4 separate regions of the Mus musculus genome follow, and regions 1, 2 and 3 are each linked to region 4. Evidence: chromatin loops called from intact Hi-C (ENCODE). Cell type or tissue: heart. All regions are shown on one strand.

Region 1 (2,500 bases), 930 kb before region 4:
CCCCTGGGCTTCCAACGGAGCCTCTGCTTATAGGTGTTTGCAGGAGAGAAAGGCGTTTCCTTCTTGGCTCATCTCATCATCACACTCTTTGGTCCTTGTCCTTGAGAGCCTGCCAGCTTGTTCATTTCCTCGACAGTGGCTTGTGAGCAGGGTAACACATGCGGAGTCCCACATAGGCACGCTCTGACCCTTCTCTCAAAGGATCCTATTACATTAGTGACATTGCCTGGGGATAGTGGGATCTTCTTATTCCTTCTCCACAGGGTCAACCATGCAGGCCACTGTACTGTCATTGGTGAAGGACAATGGGGTCTCTGAGACCCTGATGACAAGGCTGAGGAGGCAGCTGGAGCTGGGATTTGGAACAGGGTGGCGAGGCATTAGTGCTGTGGGGCCGTGTGGGACTGGGAAGGACTCCGTTTAACTGACAGACTGTGCTCAGGACCCCACGAGGAAAACAGCGAATGCAAGCATTAAAATACACTAGACACAAACAATTCCAGGGAAGTCTGCATAAACAACAGCATAGACCAGGAGGAAGGGCTCGGAGTGGGGTGCCTCTCTGGCTAGCATGCTTGGAGGCTGAGGTGCATCTCCAGCATTGAATTCCTTAACTGACAGAAAAAGAAACAGAAGAGGAAAGCACTTGCTGAACGAATGAAAAATTAACCTCCGGAGTTTAGGAAGCAATCCTAATTTGTAAAACAATGACGTCACACAAAACCACAAACGGTGGAACCCGCCTCAGAAGAAACAGAAATCAAGAGGGGGTTTGCTCTTCCTTCTGTCTCTTGTCAGAAATGTTAAACATTTTGGAAAGCTTGTTTCGTTTTGATGTTGGCAAGGACTATCATTGGAGCAGGGAGGGGGGGCTGATCTCCGTAGGACAGGAGCCCAGGGTACAGGCCTGCTGTGAATGGCAAAGGAGTTTATATCCACTATCATACCACATTAAAATAGAATGTACATAATAAAGTGAGAATTTCTAGCTTTAAAAAAAATCCACAAAACCTTGAGAATACAATCTGTTGAAGCGAAGAGGAGGTTTTGAATACATATGTGTGTAAATAGGAGCTGGTGTCTCGTGTGGACGCCTGTGTCTGTGTTTGTAAATCCAAACAACACCAACAGTCCATCTGCTGTGCCTGCGCGGTCATGAGTTCACCAGTAGAGGGCACTGTGCAGTTTGCAATTTACCCTCGAGAAATTTACCAGCTTCAATCCAGGTCCACCCCTGGCAGCAGCATCTGGAGACAGCAGGATTACAAATGAGAGTCATTTGTACAAAAAATATCGGGTGAAGCTGTAATGTCCTGTGCGGTGTGGTGACATTTGCATAACATTTAAAAACATGCAAACATAGCAAGTTTTCAGGCACAGGCATTTAAGTTTGTGGCTGGTGGTGGTGAAGTGTGTGTGTGTTGTATGTGCATGTGTGTGAGTGAGTGTGTGTGTGTGTGTGTACTTTTATGTTCACTGAGTCCCCTCATCTTCCATAGAGTCTTTACAATCCCCGACTTGGTCCTCAATGGCAGCCAGTGTAAAAAAATAAGTTTGGTGAGCAACCTGTAAGGCTCACAGATTTGCCACAGAAACCGGGGAACACTAGGAAAACCGACAGGATCTGGGGTAGCACCTGCCCAAGATAACTTTCCAGAAGGTCTCCATGGCTGCCTGCCTCCACCCGATCCTCAAGGTGTGGGGCTCCACCAAGCTAGCGCCCTAACCTCCCGGCCTGCCTGACTCTCGTGATGCCCAGCCACTGCCTGTGATTTCTGGAGGTGCAAAGCCTTCTCTTAGATGTAGAGTCAATGTCCCAGACGGAGCCTTTCATGCCACCGAGATGTCATGGGACAGGTTAAGAGGGGTCTCAGGTGAAACGGCTCATGGGCCGCATCTTGAGATCCAGGTGACAGTGGGGTTGCTTGTTTGCTTTGGTTTGGGAAAAGAGCAGGCTCTGCTTCCGCCTTGGAGCCGCGTGTGTCTATGGTGTGGTGTGGGAATACTGTGCCGTGTGGAGCTTCTCCCAAAGCTTTCATTCTGCAACCTTGCACCAGCACTGGGAGCGGGGGACTCTTCAGACCTGAGGGACCAAGAACATGCAATTGCCATGGTGTTGGGCTTGGCAGCTGTCTCAGTCCTTGACTCCTAGCCCAGTTTGAGCCGCTGGCTTGTCTTTATCCATGGGCAGGACGTGGGCATCACTGCAGTGTATGCAGCCCTCTTACGATCCCACGGGCCATTGCTTCTGTCTAATGAAGTTGTTGAATTCACATTAGGATATAACAGTCATGCTGCCTCCCTCCTGAGTCTCACCATGAACTTTTTTTGATGTGTCTGTGTGGTGTGTTTGTGTGTGTGTGTTTGTGTGTGTGTGTTTGTGTGTTTGTGTTTGTAAGTAGAGGGCAAACACGTATTCAGGGAACTGTATAGTCCAGGATAGCCTCCAACTTGCCATGTTTTTGAGGATGACTTCAAACTCCTGATCCTTCTGCATCCA
Region 2 (2,500 bases), 1.0 Mb before region 4:
ATGGACAGCGTCTCCCAAAGCTGTCTTTAGATCCAGTTTCTGATTCCAGAATTAGTCACTCAATTCTTCTAAAAAAATTAATTTTTAAAATTTATTCCCGCTCACTGCTCCTCCCAGTCACACCCTCTCATAGTCCTTCCCTCCTCCCCTTCTCTGAGGGAGTGGGTTCCCCCTCGGGTATACCCCCCACCTAACACTTCAAGTCTCTGTGAGGCTAGGTGCTTCCTCTCCTACTGAGTCCACACAATGCAGCCCAGCTAGCAGAACATATCCCAGGGACAGGCAAGAGTTTTGGAATAGCCCCGTTCCAGTTGTTTGTGACTCACACGAAGACCAAGCTGCACATCTGCTACTATGTCCAGCCCATGTGAGTTCTTTGGTTGGTGGTTCAGACTCTGAGAGCTCCAAGGGTCCAGGTTACTTGACTCTGTTGGTCTTCCTGTGGAGTTCCTATCCCCTTTGGGGCCTGTAGGGGACTTTTATGGAAGAACAGGAGTCCACTTGATTCTTGCAGGTGCTGTCCCCTTCTCTTCCTCCCTCCTTTGAGGACAAGTCTGAGCACTCTTCACCTAGATCTGATCTCTGGAGGCCTGCCCTGACACAGGCAGTGGGCCTGGTTCCATGTATTGCACTGTTTGTCCACCCCCCCCTTTAAAAAAATTTTGCAACAAAATCATCAGGGATGGGGTGGGTGGGGGATGGCCAGGAGTCAAGAGTCCTGTCTTCATGGCTGGTGGCAGGAAGGCAATTGTCTCCAAGGAGGGCCAGCAGCACGGCTCTAAGTAGTGGCTCTGGAATCATGGTGGTGACGGAGTCCTGCGGAGGACACCCTTTTCTGCCTAGGCCTGAGTGTTGTCTGGATGTCCATCCTTCAAGACGCTGTACCTTACGGGCCTTAGGGACCACTCCGAGGTTACCATAGGGAGAGACTTGGCTGTCTCTTGCCTGAAATGCGCACACCGACCAGCAGAGGGCAGGCTTTTCTCAGCAATGAGCTACATTTCTCCAACGTGGCTTCTGATGACTGCAAATGAGCGTGCGTGCGCACCTGAAGGTCCACAGCTGGGACTCTGAGAATTATCACGCAGGGAAGGCTGTGTGGGTGTTTGTAAGGCAGAGCAAGGTGTGTGCAGGGGACCCACAGACTCTTCAGGTTGCCCCGACAGTAAGGACATCGGTTGTGGGATTTCCCCCAGGCTTCTGAGGTAGAAATCACTGCATCTCTCCGGCCAGTTTTACAAGCCTCTTCCCACAGCAGACCCTCCTCTGCAGTACAGCTACCCATGGTGAAGATCTGTCCCTGTGGAGAAGCAGCCGCTGGACTTTCTTGAGGCTCTGCAAGTCCCGGCCACAGCAGGTGTACACCCTCACGGTCATTTGCAGCGTAGGATGCAGGGTCCATTCCTACCCGACAAATGTGTCTGCTTCCCGTGCCTGGTTATCTCTGCTCCAGTTAGATTTCTCTTTTGATGTCTGGGGGGCTTCAGGAACAGCTAAACTCCCCCATGCCTGGCCCCCCAAGTCAGCAGTTAGCTTTGCTGAGACTGAGCAGTTTCAGAGGACTGATGGGCAGCTTGGCTGAGGGGCGAGGGAGTTCCTGGAGGGAAGCTCGGTGCCATCTTTGGGTAGAAGGAGTGTGTGTGGTGGGCTCATTAAGGAAGCCTACCAGTTTTAGAGCTGCCTGGGCTCTGCTTCATCTGCCTGGACCACTGGGCACAGGGAGGTCTTCTTTGCTTAGCTGCTGCCCTGGCACGTGGACTGACTTCTGCTCTCTCATTTCTCAGCTGGACTCTTAGTGCTGATATTTCTCTTCTTTCCACCTTGAGACTGTCACTCAGCCATGTTTGCAGTGTGCAAAAACATTTACTTTTTTTTGGGAAAAAAAAAAAAGAGTGACATCCTTGCAATACTGTCCCCGGTGTGGCCATGATGGTAAGTAACATTGAGACTGAGTGTCACCATCTTTGAGATGGTACTTACTGACCTGTGACCTGTGTTCCTTCAACCCTTGATACAGAAGAGATGGCACACGAGGCAGAGACACTCATGAGATTTCAATTCTAGTCAGAACAGGGGCCCAAGTGGAAAGAAGACAGCTTCTCCCTGCTCGCATGGGGCTCAAAGGCTGGCCAGGAAAGCAGGTAAGCAGATGTGTGGTCCTGGTCCCGAGACAACGGTTACAGTGCTGAGTGGGTCCAACGGGGCCCAGGAGGAGCGCAGCAACTCAGCTGACAGCTCTGGGAGAGACATGTCCTAAACTGAGGCTTCAAACATAAGAGCCAAGCTGGTCCTATCTAGGGGGATCCGAACAGAGGGTTTCTGAAGGAGGGATTAGTGTGTACCAGGCTCTGGAGATAGATGATTCTGAACGCACTGCCCAGTAACTCCAGTGACCACACTAGCGAAGCCTCCTGAATCCCAGGTGTGCAAGCGGTCAGAGCACAACATGGGGCCTGCTTGTTCTGTCCATGAGGAGCCGGGAGCCTAGTTTCTTCTGTCA
Region 3 (2,500 bases), 1.0 Mb before region 4:
GAGCTGTGGCCTCACCTCGGCTCAACCCGCTAGAGTTCCCCGCAGCCTAGTCCGGTGGAAGGAAGTGCGCAGCAGCTGCCCAGCTCGGTGTGTGGTGTGGGTCTCTGTGCCAAGCTCTCTATGGCCAGCTTGTGAGTTCTCCGTGGTGGCTTCTAAGCCCTACACACTGCAGACCTTCAGGATGGGCTGGGGAGCTCTGGGACACAGCGCCCAAAAGCATTACTTAAACCTTAAACCTCTACTGTGTGTTGGGAGAGGTTGTGTGGATGTGGGTGGAGCCTCCTTGCGTCGCCTCCCTGACCTGGAACCCGAACAGTGTCCTAGGTTACAGGTGCAGTTAGCATCCAGCTATATGATTCTTAGCAGTACCAGAAACAGCGTAGCATCTTTCAGAGGGCTCTGTAGTAGATAAGCAGTGATTTTCACGAGTAGAATTTAATTCTGCTCAAAAGAAAGTATGACTTAAAAGATAGGGAATCACCATTTCTTTTTCTTTTCTTTTCCAGTTTTCCAATGCTGGTCTGAAAGTGACTAGGGAAAGCGGTGCACTCTTAGGGACCACACAACTCTTCACATCCGAGTCTATCAGAACTGACAATGTGTGTGTGTGTGTGTGTGTGCGCGCGCGCGCAGTTGTTCTTACTTCTCTCCTGCGCCTCACTCTGACCCCTGTGTCACCTCATCACATGACCCTTTTCTCCTATTCCCGGGGTCATTGTGGGCCTGGGGGAACTGCAGGGCGCAGGTGGTGTTCTTGCATTTCTCACCGCAGATTGGCAGATTCCCAACCCTCCGCTGGCCCTCCCCCACTCCCAGGTCCCCACTCTTCTGCCCCTTTTCCTTGCGTTCTTCTCCCAGTTTCCTCCCGTTCCCCTCTCCTCTGCCCCTCATCTCTCCTCTCCTCCGACTCTGTCCCGCTTCCCTCACCTCTGTCCCTGCTCCTACCCACTTTCCTATTTCACTTCAACCCTCTCCATACCACCTTTAACTCTCCCCCTTTCGCCCTTTCCAGGTATCCAAACTTCTTTCTGTGAAGTCAACGCAATCTTGCGCCGCCAGGGGGCTCTGTTGCCCTCCTAGCGCGGAAATGGGAAGTGTCAGAATAGAGAAAGTTCAGCAGTAATTTCAGGCAGAATCTTGAGGAGTCCTGGAACTGGAAATGGCTCTAAAGGTGGGTGTGGGGCCCCACTGTACACTATAGATCCTATGTACAGGACCTGGCTGTCAGGAAGGACCTGTCAAGAAGTCAGTCTGCGGGATTTTCTGGGGGCTATGGGAAAACCCCTGGGGTGAATATCTTTCTACAGCCAGGGCGTATGGGTGTGGGTTGAGGGACCCCACTTCTGGAGGACACTGAGTGTTGGCATAGGTAATCAGGACATCCTGGTGTGCATGTGGAGGCCTGGGAAGGACATTGATCTGCCACCAGTCCTGGCTCTGTACTGTCTGATCCCGTGGTGCTTGTCTGACCTAGTCAGGATGGGGACACAGGGACCCAGCAGGTCATGTGGATAGATGGCAAGGTGCCTGTGCTCTCATTTGCCTGCTTGTCTTAGAGAAAGTGCAGTTAAAAAAGGAAGAGTTTATTAGTAGGGTTTTCGTTTTTTTTTCTTCTGAGAGCAATGTATGCTCATTTGAGATTTGAAAGTCAGATTTTTTAGAAGGGAGACTGGAATATAGTCTCCCTGGCTTGCACTTGGTGTTAGGGCTTTAGGATGCCAGTGGACTGTATGGCACTATGTAGACATAGCCCTGGTACTGACCAGGAATTCTTCTGCCTTGGGTAGTCCCCAGCAGGTTGTCTTTGAGCTGTATAGACCTCAAATGTCCTGGGGGTGGGGTGGTGGGGAGCAGCTGGCATTGTAGAGTGGCTCCATCCATGTCACACACACAGCCTGGGCATGTGACTCTCCCTGTCCTGCAGCAGAGATGGGAAAGGCCTGGAATGCTTGCATGCACACCTCCAGCCTTGGCTCTCACTATGCACCCTGATACTCTCTTCTGACCCTGGTTCCTTATCTCCACCTTGGTCCCCCATCTCCACCTTGGCCCCCCCATCTCCACCCTGCTTCCCCATCTTCCTTCTGCATCCCTTGTACAGGGACTATTCTCTGAGTCCAATAGCCATCTTGGGGACTTCAATCATGGGCTTGCTGACTCTTTACATTCCCTCACAGAAAGGCAGGGAGACCCTCACCTTCACTGTAGGCAACTCTACCCCAATAGCCAGTGCCCTCGGGGAGGGACTAGAGCAGACCGGACAGGAAGACTAGGGGACGAGGCTCCACTTAAACACCTATGGAAAGCCACCAAACCTCTGGGTGAAGACTTTCTAGTGAAGCCTTTGGAGGGGCACCCGACTCTAGTAAGTAATCCCTTACCTATGCTTCGTGAGGAAGGCCTATAAACTAATTGGTTCCCCAGAGGGAGCTTTGGTGTAATCCTATCTCAGTTTGTTGTTGGGACCTTAGGAGAAGGGATAGATGCTTCCCCATGGGAA
Region 4 (2,500 bases):
AACTTGAGGACAGCCCTGGGGGTGGGTTTGGGGGCTGAAGGAAACGACTCATGTTTGCACGGAAAGTTATCTCAATAGCAGGGACCCCAGCCCATGGCAGAACCACTCACTCATGAAGTAGGTGACCTAAGCTTGAGGCTAAGACTGGCCTCCAACTCCAAGAAGAGCCTGTAAGCTCCAGATGAGCAGGCTCACCTACCTACAGCAAAACCAGCTACTTTCTTCAAAGTAGCACTTGAAATCAAGGGAGAACGATCTAACAATGTATAGCAGGCCAGAATGCTTCCAGGATCCAGGTAGCTCCCAGCCTACAGGAGATCACTAATTAGGCAGGGAGGCTATAGAATATCAACCCCTTCATCCTTAGAAACCTGGAGGTAGTGAGAACAGCTGTAGGAATCTGCACCAGTACTTTCCAGGGCTCAGTGTTTTCTACTGACCTAGGGGAAGGCTAGCCAATAGGGGCATGGCCAGTGCAAGGGTACTAGGACCACCTACAGTTGGTGCCCACCAGAGCAGGCTGAGCCCAGAGACACCAAGACTATAAAGGGCAAGAAGTTTCAGAGTGCCCACTATTTGTTGCCTACCAAGGCACACCAAACAAGCCAATGGAAAGAATCCCAAAGGGCCGCTGTGACCACAGAGTCCAATGTGTACTACACAAGTCTTAGCAAAGTCTCGAGAACTGGATGGGACAATCCTGCAATCCGGAAGGAGCCAGGAGGGCAAAGGAACCCAGAACTTGAGTGGTCTCAAGTTCTAGGCATTCTGGCAATAAAAAAATCTGCCCACCTAGCCTAAAGTCTGGTGGGTACCCGACCTGATCTGTAAAGCAGCATGGGACAGGGTGCAGTTTTCCCCAGTCCTCACCCCTTGACAACCTTTGCATCCCCAGCCCCCAATCCATTCAGTCCTGGCCTGCTCAGTACTGGCTTCAGCCAGGCTACCAAAGTGGAGCGCTGGTGCCACCTACCGAGGGTCCATGGCATGCGGGTAGGCGCAACTGCCACCGAGCCTTGCGGGGCAGGGGATGGCAACTGCAGCCTGGGCTTAAGCCTGGGCTCCAGTACTACACCGGAGCTAGCCAGGCCCCAGCACGCCCGGGCTCGCACCTAATCCGCGCCGACCATGAGCCCAGAGGCACCGAGGGGCGGCAGATCCAGCGTTGGGCTCTGGGAAGGCTCGCGCCATCGGCCACTCTGGCCCCGCAGAGCCTCGGCCCACCTCGCTGGCAGCGCTGGAAGGTGCTGGAAACAGTATCACGCGCAGGGGCCGCCGCGAGCAGTGTAGGGTACCGCGCGCGCCGGGGACAATTACCTTCTTTGAGGAACTGCGCGTGAATCACCAGGACGAGGAAGCAGCAGAGCGCGGCCCCTGCGAGTGCCCAGAGCGCCTTCAGGAGCTGCATCGCGGAGTGCCAACTCGGCCGACGCCCCCGAAGTCGCGCAGCGAAGGTCCAGGAGCCGCATCAGCGCCCCGCTGGGTGCAGCCGCTTTGGCCGCCCGATCGCGCCCTCCATCCGCCGCCAACGCCGCGCTCCGCCGCGACTGGAGGCGCCACTCCGGGAGGCGATCTGTGTCTTTTGGGCAGGGGGAGGGGACGGCGCGGGGGAGGGCGCCGGGGAGGGGGCGGGCGGGGGCGGGGAGGTTAGCAGAAAGTCTCGGGCCGCGGCGGCCGCCGCTCCGGCCACTCGGCCACCATCGCGCGCTGCGGGGCGCCGGGGGCCCGGGAGCGGGGGACTGGCCGCCGCGGCCCCATGAATCAGCCCCGCCGCCGCCCCCGGAGCCGCGCCGCCAGCAGGGCCCAGACCGGCCGCGGATTGCGCAACGGCCCGGCGGGTTGGGGGTCCGGCGCGGCCCCGGCTCTGGTCGCCTGTCGCCCCGCGCCAGAGATCGGCGTCGCCTTCCTCCACTGCTCTGTTGCCGCTGCCGCCGCCTTCTCCGGCTCCGCCGCCGCCGCTGCCCGCTCTGGCTCCGGCGGGGGGCTTAGGGGGCCGCTCCGCCGCCGCTGCCACCGCCGCGCAGAGGCAGCTTCAGGGCCGGGGCTGCGCGCCGCTCGAGGAGCCGCAGCACCATCGCCGCCGCCGGGGCCCGAGCGGCCCGGCCGAGTCCGCCGCAGTCCAACTTGCACGGCCCGGAGCCGCTGGGCTGGTCCCCTCGCCCGGGACGGTGCGGGCCTCCGCGCCCAGCCGGGAGAGCGCGCCTCCGCCGCCGCAGCCCGGACGAGGCCGGGCCCAGCGCTGCCGCGAGCCGCCCGCGCTGGCTGGGGACGCCGGGGGCGACGCTGAGGGTGGCCGCGCCGACAGGTGGGGCCGGAGACGCTGCGCGCCTCGCCGCCCGCGGGACGCTGCTGCTCCGGTGCTGGTGGCGCGCGCCCGCCGCTCGGCTCGGCGTCTTGGCGAGCTGCGGCGGGAACGGGAGCGCGGCGTGGGTCTCTGTCGGCCCAGGCGGCCAGGCCGCGCTGCCTCGGACTCTGGCCCGCGCCTGCCGCCGCCGTCTGT

The links. Hi-C counts contacts between places; a loop is a spot of excess contacts. Peaks named below come from ENCODE experiments on the same cell type or tissue, not always from the same donor. Only the 100,000 strongest peaks of a DNase experiment are listed, where the experiment ranks them.
Region 1: it touches region 4 in a loop (4-fold over the local background); 3 of 42 quality-filtered maps call a loop at or near these places.
Region 2: a loop joins it to region 4, with 7 times the contacts of the local background. A loop is called at or near these places in 10 of 42 quality-filtered maps.
Region 3: it touches region 4 in a loop (4-fold over the local background); 10 of 42 quality-filtered maps call a loop at or near these places.

Annotation. Positions count from the first base shown.
Region 1 is chr15:88,554,361-88,556,860 of GRCm38, reverse strand. No RefSeq gene overlaps it. Among named protein-coding and RNA genes, the nearest start is that of Gm35831, 41 kb to the right of the region's middle. In heart, a CTCF peak has its summit at 1,163 (motif pointing right); no DNase peak of the experiment used is centred here; H3K27me3 peaks cover 233 bases.
Region 2 is chr15:88,649,693-88,652,192 of GRCm38, reverse strand. No RefSeq gene overlaps it. Among named protein-coding and RNA genes, the nearest start is that of n-TMcat4, 9.4 kb to the right of the region's middle. In heart, a CTCF peak has its summit at 954 (motif pointing right); a DNase peak (open chromatin) is centred at 1,022; H3K27me3 peaks cover 755 bases.
Region 3 is chr15:88,660,837-88,663,336 of GRCm38, reverse strand. It overlaps Gm35997 (a long non-coding RNA gene), which reads left to right and starts at 722. Exons shown (of 3, transcript XR_384332.2): 1 at 722-1,171. In heart, a CTCF peak has its summit at 1,057 (motif pointing right); a DNase peak (open chromatin) is centred at 1,466; H3K4me3 peaks cover 687 bases; H3K27me3 peaks cover 1,403 bases.
Region 4 is chr15:87,624,304-87,626,803 of GRCm38, reverse strand. All of the region lies in intron 1 of Tafa5 (TAFA chemokine like family member 5), which reads right to left. Among named protein-coding and RNA genes, the nearest start is that of Tafa5, 81 kb to the right of the region's middle. In heart, a CTCF peak has its summit at 978; a DNase peak (open chromatin) is centred at 993; H3K4me3 peaks cover 1,586 bases; H3K27ac peaks cover 1,426 bases; H3K27me3 peaks cover 1,811 bases.